2 separate regions of the Homo sapiens genome follow, and region 1 is linked to region 2. Evidence: read pairs that join two places in POLR2A ChIA-PET (ENCODE). Cell type or tissue: A673. All regions are shown on one strand. Links, peaks and the distances in the headings refer to the core of each region. The heading gives the core; the rest is flanking DNA. Region 1 overlaps PWP1 (PWP1 homolog, endonuclein). Region 2 overlaps SART3 (spliceosome associated factor 3, U4/U6 recycling protein).

Region 1 (5,384 bases), core at 255-5,254, 830 kb before region 2:
GGGACTACAGGCACGTACCACCACACCCAGCTAATTTTTGTATTTTGAGTAGAGACGAGGTTTCATTGTGTTGGCCAGGCTGGTCTCGAACTCCTGACCTCAAGTGATCCGCCCACCTTGGCCTCCCAAAGTATTGGGATTACAGGCACGAGCCACTGCGCCCAGCCTGGAATCTCTTTATAATATCAGATGTCTCACTTTAAAGCACATGGCTCACGTACATTTAATAGAATTTGTTTTTTTGAGCGGGATGTGATTTTTGATGACTCATTCTGATACATTAAAGTCTCTTTTCCCAATCTTTTCAGTTTATAATCAAGAAGAAGACTCTTTTTATGTACACCATGATATACTCTTGTCTGCATATCCTCTGAGTGTGGAATGGCTGAATTTTGATCCTAGCCCAGATGATTCTACTGGTAATTAGAAAACTTAAGGTTGTTCAATGATTTCCAGTCTTATGTATTTTCTCCTAGCTCCATAAATTATGTATTCTCTTGAATGTTTTCAGAATTGTTGCTGATATTTTCTGAAGTTACTGTTATTTTATGAAGTTATAGAGTTCTTAACACACCATCACTTTATTGTTTGGGGTTCATAAATCCCCAGACTTCAGGTAGGCTAAGGAGGTAGCTGCTCTACTACAGGCTGAAGGACAGGGCCTGAAGCCTTTTGGACTGTAGAACTGTAAAGGTCCCATAAAGACTCAGTATAAATGGCCTGATATGTGAGATGTTACCAGCTAGAGTTCAGTGGCATAACCTGTTTTAGAAAACATAAGCTAAAACCGAAATGAAGAGGCTTGTCACAAGTAATTAGGTTTTCATGTTAGTCTTTGTAACCACATCTGCACACTATTAGTTGCCCCTGTCCGTACTTTTTAATAAAGGTAAACACTGTTTATACTGTCTTACGTCTTGTTTGCACACCTTGTTCACATTCATGATCTGATCTGATCTTCATCCCCACAGCACCCCATGAAGGAGGACGGGAGGAGGGTTATTCTCGTTATATAAATGAAAACACTGGGGCCAAGAGATTGAGCCTTTCCTACTCAAATTGTGGCCCAAAGACCAGCAGCAGCACAGCATGGTTATCACCTGTGACCTAGTTAGAAATGCCCACCCAGAACCACCTGAAATACAATCTGCATTTGTAACATTCAGATGCCGCATATGCATATAAGTTTGAGAAGCACTGCTCTAAAGCATTTTTCAGTTAATCTACAGTATAATGTATTTGATTAGAAGTTCTGTATGTCTTTTTTTGTGTAATCATACATGCATTGTTTCCTCCCATAGGAAATTACATTGCTGTAGGAAACATGACCCCTGTTATTGAAGTGTGGGACCTTGATATAGTGGACTCTTTAGAGCCAGTCTTCACACTCGGAAGTAAACTTTCAAAAAAGAAGAAAAAGAAAGGAAAGAAGGTAAAGAAGTTAATAAATATTTAAACTCTAATGACAGAGGTAAGTTTACTCGGGAGTAGGGGTGAAGGGTAAGACCGTACACTTTTTCAATCAGGTATTCTTGGTGAGATGGGGTAGGTAGTTATGAAATTATTGTAATTTTTAGTTTTGAAAAGGCCATCCAAAGAAAACTTATTTCTGATTACATAAAACCTCCATTATCATGTTGTTCTTTCTTACACAAAACTAGTTCAAAGCTAGTATATTAATATGAATAGCTACTATAGATGAAGGACTTTCGGATTATGAGCCTCCTCCAAATACAGTAGCTATTTATACAGATATACCAACCTTGAACTTTAAAAAAATTTCTGTTATCATGTTGAATTCTAATTATCCATGTATTAACTCCTGCAGCTTTTAAAATCGTTAGGTTTTATGAGGGTTGGGAGCTATATTGATACTTGTATAATTACAGTACCTAGATTAAGAACTGCTAGGCCAGGCCACGCACGTGGCTCACTCCTGTAATCCCAGCAGTTTAGGAGGCTGAGGCGGGTGGATCACCTGAGGTCAGGAGTTCGAGACCAGCCTGGCCAACATGGTGAAACCCTGTCTCTACTAAATATACAAAAATTAGCCAGGCATGTTGGTGTGTTCCTGTAATCCCAGCTACTTGGGAGGCTGAGGCAGGAGAATCACTTGAACCTGGGAGGCAGAGGTTGCAGTGAGCTCACACCACTGCACTCCAGCCTGTGTGACAGAGCGAGACTCTGTCTCAAGGGAAAAAAAAGAACTGCTAGGCCAGTCATAGTAGCTCACGCCTATAGTCCTAGCACTTTGGGAGGCCAAGGTGGGAGGAGTGCTTGAGCCCAGGAGGTTGAGGTTGCAGTGAGCCATGATTGTGTGCCACTGCACTCCAACCTGGGTGACAGAGCGAGATTTTGTCTCTAAAAAAATAAACTACTATAGTTTCTTCCCTGTTCCTTGTAATGAAATTTTTTTCTTTATTTTTCTTTTTTAAAGAGGTAAGGTCTTGCTCTGTCTCCCAAGACTGGAGTGCAGTGGCACGATTATAGTTCACTGCAGCCTGAAACGCCTAGGCTCAAGAGATCCTGGGATTCTCCTGCCTCAGCTTCCTGAGTAGCTGGGACTATAGGCGTATGCTGCCATGCCTGGCTAAGTTTTGACTTTTTTGTAAAGACAGAGTTTCGCTATGTTGCCTGGGCTGGTCTCGAACTCCCGGCCTCAAGCGATGTTCCCACGTTAGCTTCCCAAGGTCCTGGGATTACAGTGTGGGCCGCTGCACCCAGCCCCTGTAATGAAATTAATCATGAGTCTCTAACAGGGAGACAAGGTTTTATTTATTTTATTCTTCAAAAGTTTATATAATATCAAAACAATAGGTCGGGTGCAGTAGCTCACACCTGTAATCCCAACACTTTGGGAGGCCGAGAGTGGATCATGAGGTCAGGAGTTCCTGACCACCCTGGCCAACGTGGCAAAACCCTGTCTCCACAAAAAATATAAAAATTAGCTGGGCATGGTGGCATGCGCGTGTAATCCCAGCTACTTGAGAGGCTGAGGCAGGAGAATCGCTTGAATCCAGGAGGTGGAGGTTGCAGTGAGCTGAGATCGTGCAACTGCACTCTAGCCAGGGCAACAGACAAAGACTCCGTCTCAAAACAAAACAAAACAAAATAATCTTAAGGTTTAAAGAATTTTGCAGATTAATATATTCAGTTTTATTATGAGGGGGACTTTAATACAAAAAATAATTAAAACAATTATTACAGAGTTCCTCAGCAGAAGGGCATACCGATGCTGTCCTTGACCTTTCATGGAATAAGCTAATCAGGTAAAAAGAAATAACATTTGAATGATTGTAAAAGACTGTAGCCATTGTGATCTTACCTCATGCCTACACTCATCTCTTTATTTGTGCTGTGGACCTTTGTGTCTATCTTCCTTTCTTGTAGGATGCCCTGCTTGCAGGCAGGAGCTCTGTCATCTGTTTCTTTGCATCCTCCAGGTCACCTGCCAGCTCATCACTGTGGGTGCTCATTGCATGTTTGGTGACCAAGTGCCCTCTCTCCACCACCACTGGAAAAAAACAGGGTGTTTGGCAGTGCCCATGGTGCAGTAGGATTGTGTTTCTTCCCAGGAGACATTTTTCTCTGTTTAGTTTTCACATCTCACCACATACTCTTTTATTCTTTTTTCTTTAAATTATGGCAAAATACATATAACATAAAAGTTAACACTTGTATTAGTCTGTCTTCATGCTGCTAATGTAGACATACTCGAGGCTGGGTAATATGTAAAGGAAAGAGGTTTAATTGATTCACAGTTCTGTATGGCTGGGGAGGCCTCACAGTTATGGCAGAAAGCAAATGAGGAGCAAAGTCATGTCTTATATAGTGGCAGGCAGGAGAAAGGGCATGTGCAGAGGAACTCTCCTTTATAAAACCGTCAGATCTTGTGAGACCCATTCACTATCATGAGAACAGCACAGGAAAGACCTGTCCCCATGATTCCATTACCTTCCACCTGGTCCTTCCCACAACACATGGGAATTATGGGAGCTACAATTCAAGATGAGATTTGGGTGGGGACATAGCCAAATCCTATCACCATTTTTACCATTTTTAAGTGTGCAGTTCAGTGGCTTTCAGTACATTCACAGAGTTGTGCAACCATCACCACAATGCATCTCCAGAACATTTTCATCTCCGTACTGCAGCTCTGCCCTTTAAACACTGACTCCCCATTTCCCCCACCCCCAGCCCTGGCAACCACCACTCCACTTTCTGTCTCCATGAATTTGACTAAGCATCTCATATGAATGGAATCATACAGACTTACTTCTTTGCAACTGGCTTATTTGACTTAATGTCTTCAGGTTCAGTCATGTTCCAATAAGTGTCAGAGTTTCTTCCTTTTTAAGGCTAAATAATATTCCATTGTATGTAATGTATGTTACCCGTTCATTTACGTGTGGTCACCTGGATTGCTTCTTCTGCCTTTTGGATACTGTGAATAATGCTGCTATGAATGTGGGTGTACAAATATTCAAGTCCCTGCTTTCAGTTGTTTTGAGTATGTACCCAGAAGCGTTATTACTGAATCTTATGGTAATTCTATTTTTAATTTTTTGAGGAGCCACCATACTATTTTCCATAATGGCTGCACCATTTTACATTTTCACCAACAATGCACACAAGGGCTCTAGTGTCTCCAAAATTTGTTATTTTCTGTTTTTCATAATAGCCATCCTAATGGGTATGAAGTGGTATATCATTGCGGTTTTAATTTGCATTTCCCCCCCTTTTTTTAAGGTAAGATGGGGGTCTATGTTGCTAAAGCTGGTCTCAAATTCTTGGGCTCAAGCAATCCCCCCGCCTCAGCTTCCCAAGTCACTTGGAGTACAGGGGCTTGCCACCACACCTGGCTTAATCTGCATTTCTTAACGATTAGTGATGTTGAGCATCTTTGTTTTGTGCTTATTGGCCATTTGTGTATCTTCTTTGGGAGAAATGTTTTTCAAGTCCTTTGCTTACTTTTTTTTGAGACAGGGTCTCACTCTGTCACCCAGGCTGGAGTGCAGTGGCACAATCACTGCTCACTGTAGTCTTGACCTTCTGGGGCTCAGGTGATCCTCCCACCTCAGCCTCCCAAAGTGCTGGGATAACAGGCATGAGCCACCAAGCCTGGCCTCCCTTTGCCTGTTTTTTGTGTTTGATGTTGAATTTTTGGAGTTAAAACTAACTCCTACTACCAAATACATGATTTGCAAATATTTTCTTCTATTCTGTGGGTTGTTTTTTCACTTTCTTGGTGCTATCATTTGCAGCACAGGTTTTTCATGTGATGGTGTCTACTTTATTTCTTTTGTTGTTCATGCTTTTGATGTTGTATCTAGCAAACCATCGCTTAAGTCAGGGTCATGAAGGTTTACATGTATGTTTTCTTC
Region 2 (5,384 bases), core at 231-5,230:
TCATCTGCTCCGCGCTTCTCTGGGCCTCTGATCTTTTTCTTCTTTTTTAACGCTTTCTTCTCAGCCCGAGCTCTTTTCCGTTGTTCAGCCTTTTCTTCTTCTTGCTGCACAAGGGCTGCTTCCTTCTCTGCAGCCTAGAAAAGTGGGAAGATGATGCATCGCTGGATGTGGCAATTACATTCACTGTACTGATTTGTCATGAAAGGGGAGAAGGAGTGGAAATTCATTACTAATGAAAAGCAGAGATCAGGAGAAAAACGTGGACAGGCTCACGGCTGTTCCACACCAGGGCTCATTCAGGTTCGTTGGAATTCTGGATCTGATGTCTCTGTTACATTAGCAATTTCCTCACCCTAATCATTACTCACCAAAAGGAAGGCAAAAAAATCCATAAAACTGGCCGGGCGCGGTGGCTCACGCCTGTAATCCCAGCACTTTGGGAGGCCGAGATGGGTGGATCACGAGGTCAGGAGATCGAGACCATCCTAGCTAACATGGTGAAACCCCATCTCTACTAAAAAAATACAAAAAATTAGCTAGGTGTGGTAGCGGGCACCTGTAGTCCCAGCTACTCGAGAAGCTGAGGCAGAAGAATGGCGTGAACCCGGGAGGCAGAGCTTGCAGTGAGCCGAGATCATGCCACTGCACTCCAGCCTGGGCAACAGAGCGAGACTCCGTCTCAAAAAAAAAAAAATCCATAAAACTGAAGCCCTAAATAAGTTGGGGTGTTCATGTTCCACTCACTAGGCTAAGTGAGGCTCTTCTTTATTCTTTTTCATCAATTCTCGTAAATTTTAGAGCCAAAATTCCCTCACTAAATGAAACAAGTACTTAATATTGGGGCTGATGTTTTAGAACAATGTAAAAATGACACAAGACAGGTTTAAGCATTGATCTAAATATTTTATAATTAATACTGAGTAAAAGACACTTAGGAAAATGTAAAACATCTTGACAAGAAACATCCATACCAAACTGAGCCAAAATAGCTACCAGAGGTGCCAAAGACTTCAAACATTGTCATTACCTTCATTCTCTGCTCATTGACACGAGCTAATCGGGTTTCAGTTTTCTGAACAGCTATATCCCAATCTTCTAAAGAACCTTGAAAGAAAGAGAAGCAAAACTTTCACTCTTTAGGATTTTGAAGGATACAATCACATAAATTTTTCTTAATTTCTCTGTACCTCCAGAAGAGATCTCTCCCATCAAACAATAAGAAAATGTAATCCCTGTAGGCTTGAAGTTCAGAATTCAAATAGTCCTTCTAAGTGGGTTTAAAATGTCCCTCTCCTTTCAGGAGAGACTTGAAAACCAGAATATGATCTATTAAGGGCTCTAAATGGCAAAGAATATGAAAACGAACGTTCTAATGCAAAAGTACATTTATATTAAGACTGAAGAATTTTAAGAGCTACTCAAATGTTGAGGCATTTATTTCTTATTTTTTGGTGGTCTTTGCAAGCCAGTTCTGAGGGGTCCATACCCAAAATCCAGACCAATACCCACAGATAAGTTCACATTATTTTTCTATTGGTTCTAGCTAACACTGAAGGCTCTGAAATTTAACAAGGGATGCAAAGGACACATTGAGCCATTTGCCTCTCCAAGCTCCTTTGTTGGATAGATGTTGTACTAGAGCACAGTGACTCTCAAAGGAGGGATCCTGCCCATCAAGAGACATTTGGCAATGTTAAGAGACATTTCTGGTTGTCATGTTTGGTTGTGGTGGTGAAGCTGCTACTGGCATTTCAGGGCTAGAAGCCAGGGATGCCCCTAAACATTGTATAACGCACAGTCCCCCCCACAGAGAATTAGAACCCTGTGCTACAGTGACATCACAGAGTCCTCCTTGTAGCTGCAGAATTTGAGAAGAGCTGCAGGAGGACTCATTTTCAGGACACTTGTGACAGTCTAATCATAGGGCACCACCTAAGGTGGCAGCATAAACACAGTCTGTCCCCAGACTGTAACCAGATGCTCCTACTTGAGACCAAACAGCAAATGGGTTAGGCTCCAAGCCAGAAGAGAGCTGGGGGTCCCACCTTCTGTCCTCTCCATGGTGAGTAACACTTCGCAGACGTGCTCTGGGTAGTCACTGGTGCACTGGACGGCCCGGTGCAGAGCCTTCCGGCAGTGCTGGGTGTCACCATGAGCTCTAAGGCAGAAAACAAAAAGTTGCTGCCACCAGGACACAAAGTGGAAGGCACTCGAAGGGAGAGGCCGTCTTCTCCCAGGTAGAAACTCACTCTTCAGTAACTCTAGCTTCTGAGAAGACCTTAGCTTTCAGATCTATCCATGATGCTTTCTCCTTCCAGAGTCTCTACAGTCACCTACGAAGTATTTCCCTGAAGCACTCTCTCCCTCAGCCATGTAGGGGCTACTGGAAAGTGTACCTGATATTGTGATCTGCAACCAGCATTCTGCCTTTACAGCATTCACATGTGCGGCACATGGCGGGGGAGTCCAACAGCTCTCTGTAACCTGATACAGTCCCCAGGGAAATTTTACTATGGCGTCCTACTGACAGGAGAGTTATGAATCCAGGGTAGTGTCAAATTTCATACCCAGAGTCAGATCTTTTTTTTTTTTTTGAAAGGGAGTCTCGCTCTTGTCACCCAGGTGGGAGTGCAATAGCACGATCTCGGCTCACTCCAACCTCTGTCTCCCAGGTTCAGGCAATTCTCCTGCTTCAGCCTCCTGAGTAGCTGGGATTACAGGTGCCCACCACTACACCCAGCTAATTTTTGTATTTCTAATAGAGACAGGTTTTCACCAGGTTGGCAAGGCTGGTCGCAAACAGATCCTTTTTGTACACTGCTAATCACAACAGCTACACAATTCTGCTAATCATAACTGTTATGCAACAGTGTATTCATATTTGTTTTTAAAACATTTTAAATATACATAATTATATATACATATTATGATGCTCAGAATAAATTCAGAGCACTGGTTCTCAAAGTAAGATCCACGTACCCCTGAGGATCTCCCAGAGCCTCTCAGGGGCCCTGCAAAGTCAAAACTCCTTTTATAATAATACCAAGACATTACTGGACTTTTTCACTGTGTTGACATCTTCAAGACAGTGCACAAGTAATGGTGGCCCTTAGCACAAATCAAGGCAGTAGAAATCTTTTTAATGCACTGTGTGATGAAATACTAAGTACACTTAAAGCCCTTCTGCATACTGAAGTACAATGGTTATTGCCAAAAAAAAAAAAAAAAGCATATTACTGTTTGAGTTGCAAGCTAATCAAGTCATTTTTTTCAAGGACACCATTTTTACTTGAAAGGAAACTTGAGTGACAAACCACGGTCAGTTACTCAGACCTGGGTATTTGGCAGACATTTTTGAAAATTAACAAAGTGAGGCTGCCACTCTGGGGAAAACCACTGACATTATTTGTTGCATGTGATAGAATTCAAGCTTTCAAGTGAAAATTAGAATTTTGGAAAACTTGTATCTGCCACCACAAGTCTGACAGCTTCCTACTTAAAATACTTTTCAACTAAGATCAATACAGATATGAACAAATACGATTTTTTAATACTATAGGATGAAATATGTCAACATTGGAAGAGCTGCATGATTTAGTGAATTGGGATTTTTCCAAATAATGTCGTAGAATTGTGGCATCAAGTAAAAGATAAAATAGACAAATGGGTATTACTGTAACAGACTCTGTCAATATGGTTTCAGATTCCACATGCAACACTGAAGTTTTGCTATAATATGTATGAAAGAAGAATACCCACAATTATCTGAAAATGCTTCTAAAATACCTTTCTTTCCTAACCTCTTCAATGAAAACAACAGATCACAACAGACAGAATCAGTAACAGACATGAGAATTTAGCTGTCTTCTCCTAGGTCAGAATAATGTGCAAATAAATATATTTGCAAAAATAGAAAACACTGCCACTTTTCTCACTATATTATTTTGGGGTCTGGAAAACAGTCACTGCTCAAAAAAGATATTAATGTTAGATAATTTGTTATATTTAAATAAATTAAAATGTTTTTTAGATTTCTCAATTTATAAATTATAAATATCAATAGATATAACTCACATACATAAAAGTTTTTTGGGATCCTCCAATTTTAAGAGTGGAAAATGGATCCTGAGACCAAAAAAATTGTGAACTGCAGATCTAGGGGGATATTCAACAAGCTTTAACAGTGGTTATCTCTGGGGTGGGATTGTAAGAAACTGTCACGTTTAGCCGGATATGGTGGCTCATGCCTGTAATTCCTACACTTTGGGAGGCCGAGGTAGGAGGATCACTTGAGGTCAGCATGACCTACATGGTGAAACTGTGCCTCTTCTAAAAAAAAAAAAAAATCCAAAAATTAGCCAGGTGTGGTGGTGCACGCCTGTAATCCCAGCTACTCAAGAGGCTGAGGCAGAAGAATTGCTCGAACCCAGGAGGCAAGGTTGCAGCTGAGACTGCACCACTGCACTTCAGCCTGGGCAACAGAGTGAGACTCCCCACCTCCCCCGAAAAAAGAAAAGAAACTGTCGCTTTCTATCACATATTTTTGTAAATATTCTAATTTGGGCACACAGTGTTTTTTAAATAGGGAAAAAATCTTCAAAAAAGAAAACCCAGCAATGTAGCAATGTTATGCAATGAACAACGTTCAAGACAGACTGAAAAGTTGGTCACATTCTTTATGTTTTCCCCATGTTATAAATATTGTTAGGCCTATCTTATTTCGTTCAAATAGTTTTAAAGGCTTGTAACACATGCATGCTATAATTGCATTTTCATTACAAAAAAATTTAAACATAGAAAAGTCTCAAAGAATGGGTCATGGTTATGACTGGGTCAGTAATTTGAGTTTTTTTTCTCTTAGCTTTTTAGTATTTTCTACTTTTCTATAAAAGCAAATATAAAAAACAAATAGCTCCAAAAGGTCAAATAAAATATCATGCCCAAAAATCAAGACAAAAACAAATTAAAAGAAATGCATGGCTATAAGAGTTCCAGGCACAAAATATCATGTCTGGTTCTCTAGCCCTGCCCATTAAAAATGTACCCACTACTGAAAGAGACAGAATGAAAGAAAACAGCCCAGTTCTAAGGAGCTAGTCCAAGCTGGTAGGAGTCAGCCAGGAGTGAAGACAGGTGCACAGCTGACAAGCACTGCCTCCCTCCCCACCCCGAGATCAGTTACCTTTCCAGGTTGTAATACTCTAGCCACATGTTGGCGTACTTGGCATTTCCTCTGGTCATGATGCTATCCCAGAGTTCCCGAGCTTTCTGCATGTTATTGCACAGTCGAGCCTAAAGTGCATCAGCAGGCTGTTAGGAGACCTGAACCTTATGACGTCGACACCCATCATACAACACACTTCCAACAGACACACATAAAAAGC

What was found. Peaks named below come from ENCODE experiments on the same cell type or tissue, not always from the same donor. Only the 100,000 strongest peaks of a DNase experiment are listed, where the experiment ranks them.
Region 1: POLR2A ChIA-PET joins it to region 2 with 5 read pairs; 2 of 35 experiments call an interaction of 5 or more read pairs at or near these places.

The regions. Positions count from the first base shown.
Region 1 is chr12:107,696,166-107,701,549 of GRCh38, forward strand. It overlaps PWP1 (PWP1 homolog, endonuclein), which reads left to right. Exons shown (of 15, transcript NM_007062.3): 6 at 309-419; 7 at 1,302-1,432; 8 at 3,208-3,269. Among named protein-coding and RNA genes, the nearest start is that of PWP1, 13 kb to the left of the region's middle. In A673, for the core only: no CTCF peak of the experiment used is centred there; no DNase peak of the experiment used is centred there; H3K27ac peaks cover 480 bases.
Region 2 is chr12:108,530,177-108,535,560 of GRCh38, forward strand. SART3 (spliceosome associated factor 3, U4/U6 recycling protein) reads right to left here. Exons shown (of 19, transcript NM_014706.4): 12 at 5,183-5,292; 13 at 2,046-2,158; 14 at 1,028-1,104; 15 at 1-134. Among named protein-coding and RNA genes, the nearest start is that of FICD, 18 kb to the left of the region's middle. In A673, for the core only: no CTCF peak of the experiment used is centred there; a DNase peak (open chromatin) is centred at 2,495; H3K27ac peaks cover 1,710 bases.